2 separate regions of the Mus musculus genome follow, and region 2 is linked to region 1. Evidence: chromatin loops called from intact Hi-C (ENCODE). Cell type or tissue: left cerebral cortex. All regions are shown on one strand. Each heading gives the region's core, and the rest is flanking DNA. Links, peaks and the distances in the headings are about the cores only.

What was found. A loop is a pair of places that touch in the nucleus more often than their neighbours do. Peaks named below come from ENCODE experiments on the same cell type or tissue, not always from the same donor. Only the 100,000 strongest peaks of a DNase experiment are listed, where the experiment ranks them.
Region 2: a loop joins it to region 1, with 2.3 times the contacts of the local background. A loop is called at or near these places in 2 of 42 quality-filtered maps.

What each region holds. Positions count from the first base shown.
Region 1 is chr1:58,501,806-58,507,183 of GRCm38, reverse strand. Orc2 (origin recognition complex, subunit 2) reads left to right here and starts at 2,075. Exons shown (of 18, transcript NM_008765.3): 1 at 2,075-2,412; 2 at 5,294-5,342. Gm15834 (a long non-coding RNA gene) reads right to left here and starts at 2,068. Exons shown (of 4, transcript XR_865442.3): 1 at 1-2,068. In left cerebral cortex, for the core only: a CTCF peak has its summit at 2,250; a DNase peak (open chromatin) is centred at 2,130; H3K4me3 peaks cover 2,231 bases; H3K27ac peaks cover 609 bases.
Region 2 is chr1:58,695,157-58,700,534 of GRCm38, reverse strand. It overlaps Flacc1 (flagellum associated containing coiled-coil domains 1), which reads left to right and starts at 4,546. Exons shown (of 15, transcript NM_175370.5): 1 at 4,546-4,633. In left cerebral cortex, for the core only: a CTCF peak has its summit at 2,727 (motif pointing right); a DNase peak (open chromatin) is centred at 2,727.

The DNA.
Region 1 (5,378 bases), core at 209-5,208:
GTCTAGGGTGGTTCCTTCCTGGAAAGGTTTTTTATTTGTTTGTATGTTTTTGTTTTTTTTTTGTTTTTTGGGGGGTTTTTTGTTTGTTTTTTGTTTTGTTTTGTTTTTTGTTTTTCAAGACAGGGTTTCTCTGTTTAGCCCTGGCTGTCCTGGAACTCACTTTGTAGACCAGGCTGGCCTCGAACTCAGAAATCCGCCTGCCTCTGCCTCCCGAGTGCTGGGATCAAAGGTGTGCACCACCATACCCAGCTGTTTTTTTGTTTGTTTGTTTGTTTGTTTGTTTTTTAATAAATTAGAGTTTAACCGAGAACAGGGCCTAGTGTATAAAATGGAGGTCTGGTTACAAGATGGAGTCTGTCTTGTCAAGTTGTGGCCCTTCAACAGTACCTGGCATGAATTCCCTCCTATTGATGAAACATAGTAAGTAATAACTTGGGTTATCTATAGGAAAATAGATTCTAATAGCATAGAGGGTAGGTATCTGCCCAGCTCTTGTGCTGTTTAAGGTTTATAAAGGTTGTGTGTATGTTTTATCCGGAAACTAAATGATCAAAGGTGGGTAGTAATTTGGGTCCGGATTAAATAATTTGTCCAACAAAAGTGAAATACGGATGTATGTAAAGTATCCTCACATTTCTCAATTGGAATCTTTAAACCAGTGGTTCTCAACCTGTGAAGTATAACCCCTTTGGCTAACCCCTATCTCCAGAAATATTTACATTTATGATTCATAACAGTAGTAAAATTACAGTTATGAAGTAGCAAAAAGAAACAAACAAAAACGTTATGATCAGGGGTTACCACAACATGAGGAAGTGTTAAAGGGTCCAGCATTAGAAGATTGAGAACCACTGTTCTAAACAGCTCCCAAAAAGTCTGACTCCATTTCTTCCTTCCCACTATTATATTCCACAGATAATCTTTCAATACAAATGTGGCCAGTCCCTTAAGTACCAACTTGTAATTCATAATATCTGACACTTTGACACTTTATTCATCTATTTTCATTTTGCTTTTCTTCCTAGAAAATTCAAATCAATTCAGGCCTTAGTTTTCATATCTCTTCCTTTAAGGAAAGTGTTCCTGATTCCTTCTGGTCTTATAATTATATAATCCTGTGCCCTGCTGTTAGGAACATAACTTAAAAATCATTCTCTGTAACTTGGAAACCATTTTGTATGACTTGAAATAACGCAATGCATGTGCAATAGAAGTTTGCCACCAGGTAGCTCTGATGAGACCTAGAAGCAAACCACCGGCAGGTCACCTGGAAGCCCAGTTACCAGCCTAGCCCCGGACGGTCCTTGATATGGTTAAAAACAAAAACCTAACCACAAGGTGGTGTTAAGATAGTGAACCAAACCCAAGTTGTGAGCTTGATTTTCAGAGCTCAATGAAATGATACAAAGGTTGGAACTTTGGGATTTGTGCTCTCTAGGCATCACATTTATAGCCAGTGTGTTTATATCCATTGGCAAGAATGAGTAAGTATTCAGCTGCCTTATTCTAGCACTTTCCCCAAGACTGTATGTTCAGTTTCTTCTCGTTCAATTACCCAGAAGCTCAGTTATTCAGAGGTGCCTCTACTTGAGTATTGTATTCTTACTGTTGGTTCTAAGTATGATAAGTTCGGAATAAGCGAATCCAAATGACGTAGTCCTGTTAGTAAACAAATATTTTCATGTATCCCAGCCAGATTCACTCGTTTTCCTTCTCATTTCCTCTGTATAAGCCCCCTTTTCGTGTCTTTATTTCATTAGTTGTATGGTCCTATTTTCTTGTTCATGCTCTGGCTCCGCCCTCCCTCAAACCCTTGAGATCCCTTTGCATCATATGCGAGCAGGTATTCGCTGTTCCTCAAGCGAATCCATCTTCATTATCTTTTTTTTTTTTTTTTTTTTTTCCTCAGAGCAGCTAGACTAACAATATTAAGATTGACATAAAACACCAACCAACCGTACAACCGGGGACGCTGCCCTTAACTTCCAGACAGCTAGCACACACTTGTCTCTCCAGAGATCCGGCGTGCTCCGCGCACGGTCCCTTCCCCCGGAAACGGAAACTGAAGAGATGAGGAAAGCCCGGGAACCCACTATTGGTTGGGGGATCTGTTTTCCGACTGAGCGAGGGCCTATGGCCCGAGTCAACGGGCTTGCGGCGCCGTCGCTCTGGGCGGCTCGGCTCCCCATTGGTTTCTTAGGGCACCGCCCACCGGCGGCCGGGGATTCAGTGTGCTGCGCGCAGCTCCCTTGCCCTGCTGGGCGCGCAGGTTCGGCTTGGACCGGTCGACTCTTTCCCTAGACGCTGGCCTCCCCGGGCCGTTCTGGGGTGTTCCGCGGCGGCGGGAGTCCTGGCTGGCGGCTCAAGTGAGCCTCGCGGCCGTTCTCCCTCCCGCCGGCTCGGACTCGAGAGGTGAGTCCCAGTGCGCCCTGCTGCAGCCGCGGCTCACTGCGCGCTTCCCCCGACACCCGTGGCCTTGCCGCTCGCCCACCATGGCGGGAGATGACGAGGCCGCCGGGCGCAGGCTGGAGGATGCTGGGGAGCAGCCCCCCTGGGTGAGAGGCGCTGTCTGCGAAAGCCAAGGCTGTCCTGTGGCGAGAAGTCTCCTGCACGGACCGTGCCTGCTTTCCGGCTAACCCGGCCCTTTATTTGAGAAGAGAATGAAAAGGAACTGTAACAAAAATGGCAGTGTTCTGCCAGAGGAGAAGGAACTCGGAGGGATGTAGCTCAAGGGATCGCGGGATGGAACGACTGCTGAAGTCTGTTCTGTTGTCCCGGCCGGGTGTCCCTAAAGGTCTCCTTGGGGCAGTGCTTGGTTTGAAAAATGTGTTTACTCCCAGAGGAAAGTGCATGGCTGCCAACACTTGGTGCTGCCTTGTAGTTAGTTGACTGTGAAGAGAATTGACCCTTTAGCCCTACAGATAATCACTATCCGTTATAGATGCTCCCTGTGGATATCTGCATTTCATTGGTTGATTATGGGCATGTGCATTCATGTGGATGTTGGTGCATATGTGCCGGTAGTGTGTGTTAATTTTAGATGTCTTTTTGGATCGTTCTTAACTGAGGCGGGGTCTTACTCTAACCGGGTCCTTGTTGGTTAACCAGCTTGCCTCGGGGAACCCCATTCTCCTCCTCCCCAGTTCTGAGTGCTCCTCAACTTTTAAATGACTACAAGGATCTCAGTTCCCATTCTGACGCTTGCAGGACACGTGCTTTTAGCCACTGAGCTGTCTAGTCAGCCTCCCAGATTGCAGTTTTCTTGTGTATCTGTTAGGTAGTGTTTTTCTGAGGAATTGCAGAAAAGAAGGGGACATTCTCTTAGGAGGTCTTGGTAGGAATTTCAGTTGAGGTGATTTTGTTTGTATTACATAAAATATCTTAAAAATCGGAGATGTTGTATAAATGCATTTGAGGCTGAACAGGCATACCCTGCCTTTTTGACATTTGGATACCTTGTTGCTGTCATTTACAAAGTTCGTGGCTGAGAATATCACAATACAGTTACAGAAAATTTTGCAAAAACCACTCATAATGTTTAAGCACGTTTACAACAAGGATTCGTGGCTATCCTTGACTATATAGGGCTGCTCACCTAGTGATTAAAATACTAGATCTGGGAATGGGGCATAGCTATGATCCCACTACTCTTAAAACTGAGGCTGCTAAGTCATGAGTTCAAAGCTGGCTTGTATTATAAAGTAAGACCTTCACAATAGTAAACTAAGGGACTAGGGGTGTAATACAGTTGATGAAGTGCTTGGTTTAGCACACTGGAAGCCCACAGCTCCACCCCAGCACTGCATATGCTAATGATAGTGATACAGGCCTGTAACCTATCTAGCACATGGGAGGTGGGGGCATAATCAGAAGTTCAAAGTTATCTTTGGCTACATGGTTGGAGACCAGTCTGGGACTCATGAGATAATTGTTACACACACACACACACACACACACACAAAGTAAAAGAAAATGTAACAGGTATTAGAGAGATGGCTCAGTTGGTAAAGTGCTTGCCTTGCAAGCATGAGAACCTGAGTTCAATCCCTAGAACCTACATTTAAAAAAAAAAATGGTGGCAGGGAGCTTGCCGTCTTAGGGAGGCAGAGACAGGCGGTTCCCAGGGCTTGCTGGTCAACCAGCCTAGTCTACAAGTCCATGGCTATTGAGAGACCCTGTCTCAAAAAATAAGACAACTGACTCCCGAGGTTGTCCTCTGACCTCTGCACTTACAAGTACACAATAAACCCCCTTAGGGAAATGGCCTGTGATAATATTTAGTTACCTAGAATATTTTTATGAGTCCTTGAAAATTCACTCTCAAGAATTATTTATCTTTTACTAATGAAAATTAGATAATAATATTCTCTGTAGTCTGACCCTCCCCCACACTTTCTCTCCTCTCATTGCCTGGAAGTTCAAAGCTATATGTTTTGTTTTGTGATGACATGTTATAAGTAGTTTTCAGAGAGGGTAAGATTCTTATCCAGTGGCAGGAAGTACTTTACAAGATAAATGAAAAAGGAACAAGCTATATAATCGACTGATCAGGAATTTAAGAATCAGTCAAAACTGGGTCTCTAAATTGTGTGAGTTTTGGTGAATCATTCAATATTTAACCAACAAGTTTACTTATTTATAAAGTAGAGTAATAGCACACATACACAAAAATGTACTTGAATCATACTTGGTTTCTGGGGTATCTAAAGGTGCCTGGTATAGTATCTTACATAATGTATTAAAACAACAAAAACTCTGTTTTTCAAGTGTAAATTGTTAAGTTTCTTCATATAGGTATCATATAGATGTATTACACATTTTGTCTAATATACTCAAATTATTTATGAAATGACCCAAGAAGGGTATGGTTTGCTAGATATGGTTCTGACTCTGTGAGTGAAATAGTTATTATTTTTCCCCACAAAATATAACCTCTTAGAGCTCCCAAGGTTAAATGAGAATACATGTAAAGAGCTAGGTTTGGTGGCACTTTTAATTCCAGCACTTGAGAGGCAAAAGCAGAAGTTTGAACTTGGCTACATAACAACACTACAGCAGAAAACAAAATTCATAGTGAGTGCTTAGCTTTCTCCTCTAACCTGCTTCTTACCAGTCTAGACAGTTTTCTCAGTGTGACGTTCTTTAGCCTATTACTTTTTTGTTCTCTTCTTGCCACCATAGCAGCTTTAGCTTCTTGAGGATAATTATCTACACATCATGCTGTTAGTTAAAACTCTTCACTTTGGGAGGGGTGCTTTCCTTCACCTACTAGCTGATCTTGACTGACTTCTAGTTACAGGTCACTGGATGTTCAAGCTGCAGAATGCATAGCACCTTACAAGGTAAAAGAAAAAGCCATTTAATTATGCTGGTTATTA
Region 2 (5,378 bases), core at 86-5,085, 190 kb before region 1:
GTAGTTAATATTAATTGATTTTTATTAATTATCATTCATGGGTATTAATTATCAGTTGATGAAATTATAAATGATGTGTTGTTTTATTATCAATCAGTTCATTGATTAATTGACTAATAGTAATTAACACCTTTGTTCATTCAGTTCCCAGAGAAAAGACAAAAAACCTTTTTGTTTATAATAAGCCTTAACAGCACTAGAGCTGGGCAGATATCAACCCTCTGTGCTATTTTGTCTACTTCCCTGTCAATAACCCCGAGTTATAACTTGCCATGTTCTGTCTGGGACTCTCTTAACTCCAACTAGTCAGCCCTCGTGGCCATGTTTTCACACAGTGCCTTCTCTGCTCTCCTTATCTCCCTCCCTTCTCGGGTGTGGTCTCTGCCTTAGGCCCAAAGCCTGGCAAACAAAGTCCCCCTTCCATGTCTTCTGCCCAGCTACAGTCTATAGGCATCTTTATTCACCAGTCAGGGAGAACTTGGAGTCAAGGTTACATAGCATCACTTGGTATATGCAAGGATCTATTCACCCCTGGGGGCAAGGAGACCATGGAGGCCAGTATTTAGCATTATAACACATAGTAACAGATCAAACTGGACCTAAATTCTACACAAAAATGAATAAATAATTAAATGTAATGGTAAAATTTTAAGATGATGAATTTTCTAACTACTCTGAATTGATCATTACACACTATGAGCATGTGTTTCATAATTGTGTATAATTAATAGCATATTAATTAATTATATATTAGGGATTAAAGCCATGTGTCACCGTGCCTGGTTGATTGACTGATGTTGATTCCTGGGACCCTCCCTATCTTCTGGATTTTTCTTTCCAATTTCTCTTTGTTTGCCTTTTAAATGCTGGTTCTGTCCATTCTCCTTTGTCAAGCAGATTTTTTATTCTTTTTTTTTCTTTCTTTTTAAAATATACTTGATTTAGAACCTTGTTTTATTTAAATGTGCTCTTCATGTTACAGGACAACCTTTCAGGGTCAATCAAATATGTGACATCAGGGAGTTTCCTCCAAACTTCTAAAGGCTCACAGGCAGGGCTCTAAACTTCTCTAAGGCAGCTTCAGGATCCAAAGGAGCACGGCACAGTAATTGTGGCCTAAGAAGTAAGGGTTCCTGCCAGGACACGGGCTGAGAAAGAAGGTCAGCTGGGTGCTTTCTCTGCCTCTCTGAGCTTGCAGGCTCTCACCCCAGCATCTGGCTTCTGAGTCTTCATTGGCAAAATTGGACAATTGAAATTTTGTTTAAAAAACAACAAAGTATGAAACTATATTTTGTGTGTGTGTCTGCGCAGGAGTGTATGTTTTTTGAGACAGGGTTCCTGGCCTGACTGGCTTGAAACTTGCTTTGTAGATTATATTGGCCTTGAACTCTCAGAGATCCACCTACTCCTGCCTCGTGAGGGCTGGAAATAAAGGCATGCACCTCCATGCTGGGCTAAAACTCTACTTTTTGACATAAGATGTTGGTAACAGTCTCACTATCTTTGTGTTTTCTTTAACAATTAAGTATGAGTCAACATTCCATGCATCCAAAAACCCAGAAAGATTGGAGGCTTTGGGCGTCGACTTGGCTTCTGTCTTCACTGTATTAAGTTTGACATCTGCAAGCATCTTTGCATTGTATTGTTTTCTCATTGTTTTATATGAAGGACCGAATGCCACAACAGTTTCAAATTTAAAAAACTCTCTAAACAGGCTGGCAAGTGGTGTCAACAGCATTAGCTAAAAAATTTTTTTTCAGCACGCAAAGTGTGCCAAAGAATGTGGTGTTAGTGCAAAATACATAAACTCAAATATTATTTCACAAAACTTAATTTTTTTTACTTCACTGAAATCACTAAATTATTAAGGAACAAAATAGTCACATCACGTGCAGACATTATTGATAATAGGCCATAAATTTTAGCAAGTACAATTAGAAATTAAAGCATTAAAAGAAGAAAGAGCAGAAAGAGAAAAGTCGTGGGACACTTGCATCTGCACAGCTCCCCTTCCTCTGCACTGCCAGTCCCTCCTGCGTGCCCTAGTGGTCTCTGTCACTGACCTGCCTGCTGCCAACACAAAGCACAAACCCTCTAAGCATACAAACTCTGTCAGCCTTCCTCTTAAGAAGGGAAGTGCCAGTTGTGGTGATGCCTGTGAGCCCAACATTTGGGAGACCGATGTGGGACTGTCTGTCCAAAACCTCCCTGTGCTGTGTCGGGAGTGAGGTGGAGAAGATGGAGGAGTGAAACTCCAACTGTGGTCCCTCTGGGTGTGATCACAGGAGCACGAGCTTTCACATTTCTGCAGCTCCTTGGTTGGAACTTTCGGGTGCAGCTGAGAGTCCAAGAGGGTTAGCACAGCATCCTAAAGTCAGAACTCAAAAGTCAAAAAGCAAAGCCGGGCGTTGTGGCACACACCTTTAATCCCAGCACTCGGGAGGCAGGCAGATTTCTGAGTTCGAGGCCTGCCTGGTCTACAAAGTGAGTTCCAGGACAGCCAGGGTTACACAGAGAAACCCTGTCTCGAAAAACAAAACAAAACAAAAAAACAAACAAAAAAAGCAGCCAGTGGCAGCTGAGTGCCCTGGAGATCTTTGCACACCTCTGAAGAGAACACTCTTCCTCTTGGGTCCATTCACACAGTCAGCAAATACAGTCACACTTTAAATGCAAAGCTCCTGGCTGCTCAAGGCTCATAGCATTTGCTACCTCAGGAGGGCAGCAACATCACACAAACCAAGACTGATAGCAAGGGCCAACCTACTAAAATGCTAGCCCTTGTTCCCTCCATGCCTTGAGGAAAGACACCATGAATACCACTTCCCTTTGAAAGCCTTCACTTCATGCCCCATCTGCTGTTTTGGCGCTGACAAAAGTGTAACTGTATTGAGGCTGGAGTATATTGGGGTGTGGGTGTTTGGGGTAGAAGGTACCGATATCTCAATATGGCATTAGTGCTGGGCATGTAGCTCAGTGGGTGACAGAGCCTGCCTCTATCTGACCACCACAGGGAAACAACTGAACTGACGCTAACAGGTTGATGTATGCCTGAGGTGAGCAAGCATCTGGAGTTTCCTTCACCATCTATTGTCCTCGTGTTAATGGCATAAGAGAAGCCAGTTAGCAGGCCTGTGGCTGAGTCCTCTCACTTACTGACCACACTGCCTCCAGGTTGTCTTACACGTCACAGTCGCCTACATGTTCACCCACTCCCTCAATCAATCACTAAATCCGTTTTTAGAGTCGTCTTTGAACGTATGGGACTTCTGATAAATTCTCCAGTAGACATCACCAGTCAGGTGTCCCCTTGGGGCCTCCGAATGTCCAAAACAGAATGGACAGTCTCTTCTCAAATCTGTTCATCCCCAACATAGTCCAACCAGTGAGCTGCACTAACAGCAGTTCAGCCACTGGAGTTGGAGACTCAGGAGTTGAATGCCTCTCCTTCCCTCCCTCTCACGTCCCAGCCTGTGTTGTCTTCTGGTCATCGCCACTGCTGGCCCACATCTAAGGCTCATCAGGCCTCTAAGATATTTCTACATGGTTTCTCTGTCTCATACTACGGCTCTTCCTCCTGTTTCTTTGCTTTGGTTGACATGGTCTATCTTACATGTAAATCTAGTCAGATAACTTCTCTGGTTGAAGTTCTTGTTCTCTCTCTCTCTCTGGTTTTTTGAGACAGGGTTTCTCTGTTTAGCCCTGGCTGCCCTGGAACTCACTCTGTAGACCAGGCTGGCCTTGAACTCAGAAATCTGCCTGCAATTGAGTCTCTTAAGGTAACATTTTTCAGCTCTTCTCTGTCCATTAGCCTTTCTTTCTGCTCCACTGAGCACAGGACTGAGGTCGCACCCCGTGCCTAGCTGCACTGGCATTCAGAGGATACAGGAGGCTTGTGAACTTCCAGCTTTTGTAAACTATGAAGTGTGAACCATCACAGGACCAGGAAGCCAATCTAATGGATTACAATCAGTCTTGATTTATAAAAGAAAAACAGAATAGTAAACAATAGAGTATTGTTTGTGAACCTTCAGTATAAAATGTGTGTCTTTTAGTGAGTTGTATTAAAATTAAATGAATAAGCCAGCACTTTTTTGGTTTGGTTGTTTTGTCTTTTTTGTTTTGCTTTATTTAGCAAGATCAACTTCGCCTAGGGGAAAACTAAAACCGCACAGGTAGCTAAAAATTTCATCGTTTCTGTGGATTGCCACAGGTCTCAAAGGCTGAGCTTCAAAGAAGGAAGTGCCCACTGTAGTTAGTTCTAGGTTTCTGAAAAACGGAGGAAGTTAAAATCAACTACAAAAATCCAGGAACTGTGGCCATGTGTCCATAAAGCCTAGTGGTCCCGCAGTAAGTCTACTGTTGTGGAAATTAAGCTTCTAGGGCCTCACATGTGATACTGGAACTCTTATATGTATTCCCTGCTGTTGAGGATCTGACTTGAGTGTGAAGATTTAACAGTTTAACTGGCTGCTTCCCCAACATTCTGTTGGGAAGAACAGAGAGCTTTGGGCCAATGAGGTGCCGCCATTGGGTTTCCATAGTGATAAAAGAAACAAACCATCCTGGGGCACAAGTCAGGCTCAGTCAAAGGACTAGCTAGAGGGTGAATTCCTCCTCAAGGGACTTTCAGGTAATAACTGGGGACAACTGAACTGTCTTCTAAGGGAAGCTCCTGGGGTGGATGGCCGCGGAACCCTTCTAAACACCACTGGCTGGGTTTGCAAGTCTTCAAGGCAGTCTGGAGATTTCTGCCTTGGCATCTCAACCACTTGGGAATAAACACAGCAACCATGAGTTCTGAAACACCTTGATTGGGTGAGAAATGACCCCTGAGTTTCCCTAAAACATTATGGTTTCTTTAAGACTCACAACCTGGGAAGGGACCACAAGGCCAATGAATCTTTGAAAGAATTAAAGTAAGATCTTGGGAAGAGTTTCCAGCCGCTTGTTGAAAACCCACCCTTTCTAAAGCTCTGCTCACTCAGCGACAACTTCCGGCTGTGAGTGAAACACCAGGGAGATAAGACAGGGGAAGAAAAGAAGGGAACACACACACGTGCCCACACGCACATACATCCACACACATATCCTCACATGTCTAAACATACACACACACACACACTCACACACGCACACACACACACACACACACACACACACGCACACACACACGCCCGAATGCACATACATCTGCACACGTGCCCGCACGCACATATATCAGCACACACATCCACACATGTATGCGCGCACACACACACACGCACACGCAAACTCACCAACCAGTAAACGATCATTATCAAAAGGCCCTAAAAGTGGTCCTTACCAGCTTCCTTGCCTCAGTTTCAACCCTGACACCCTCAGACCTACCTCGGGAT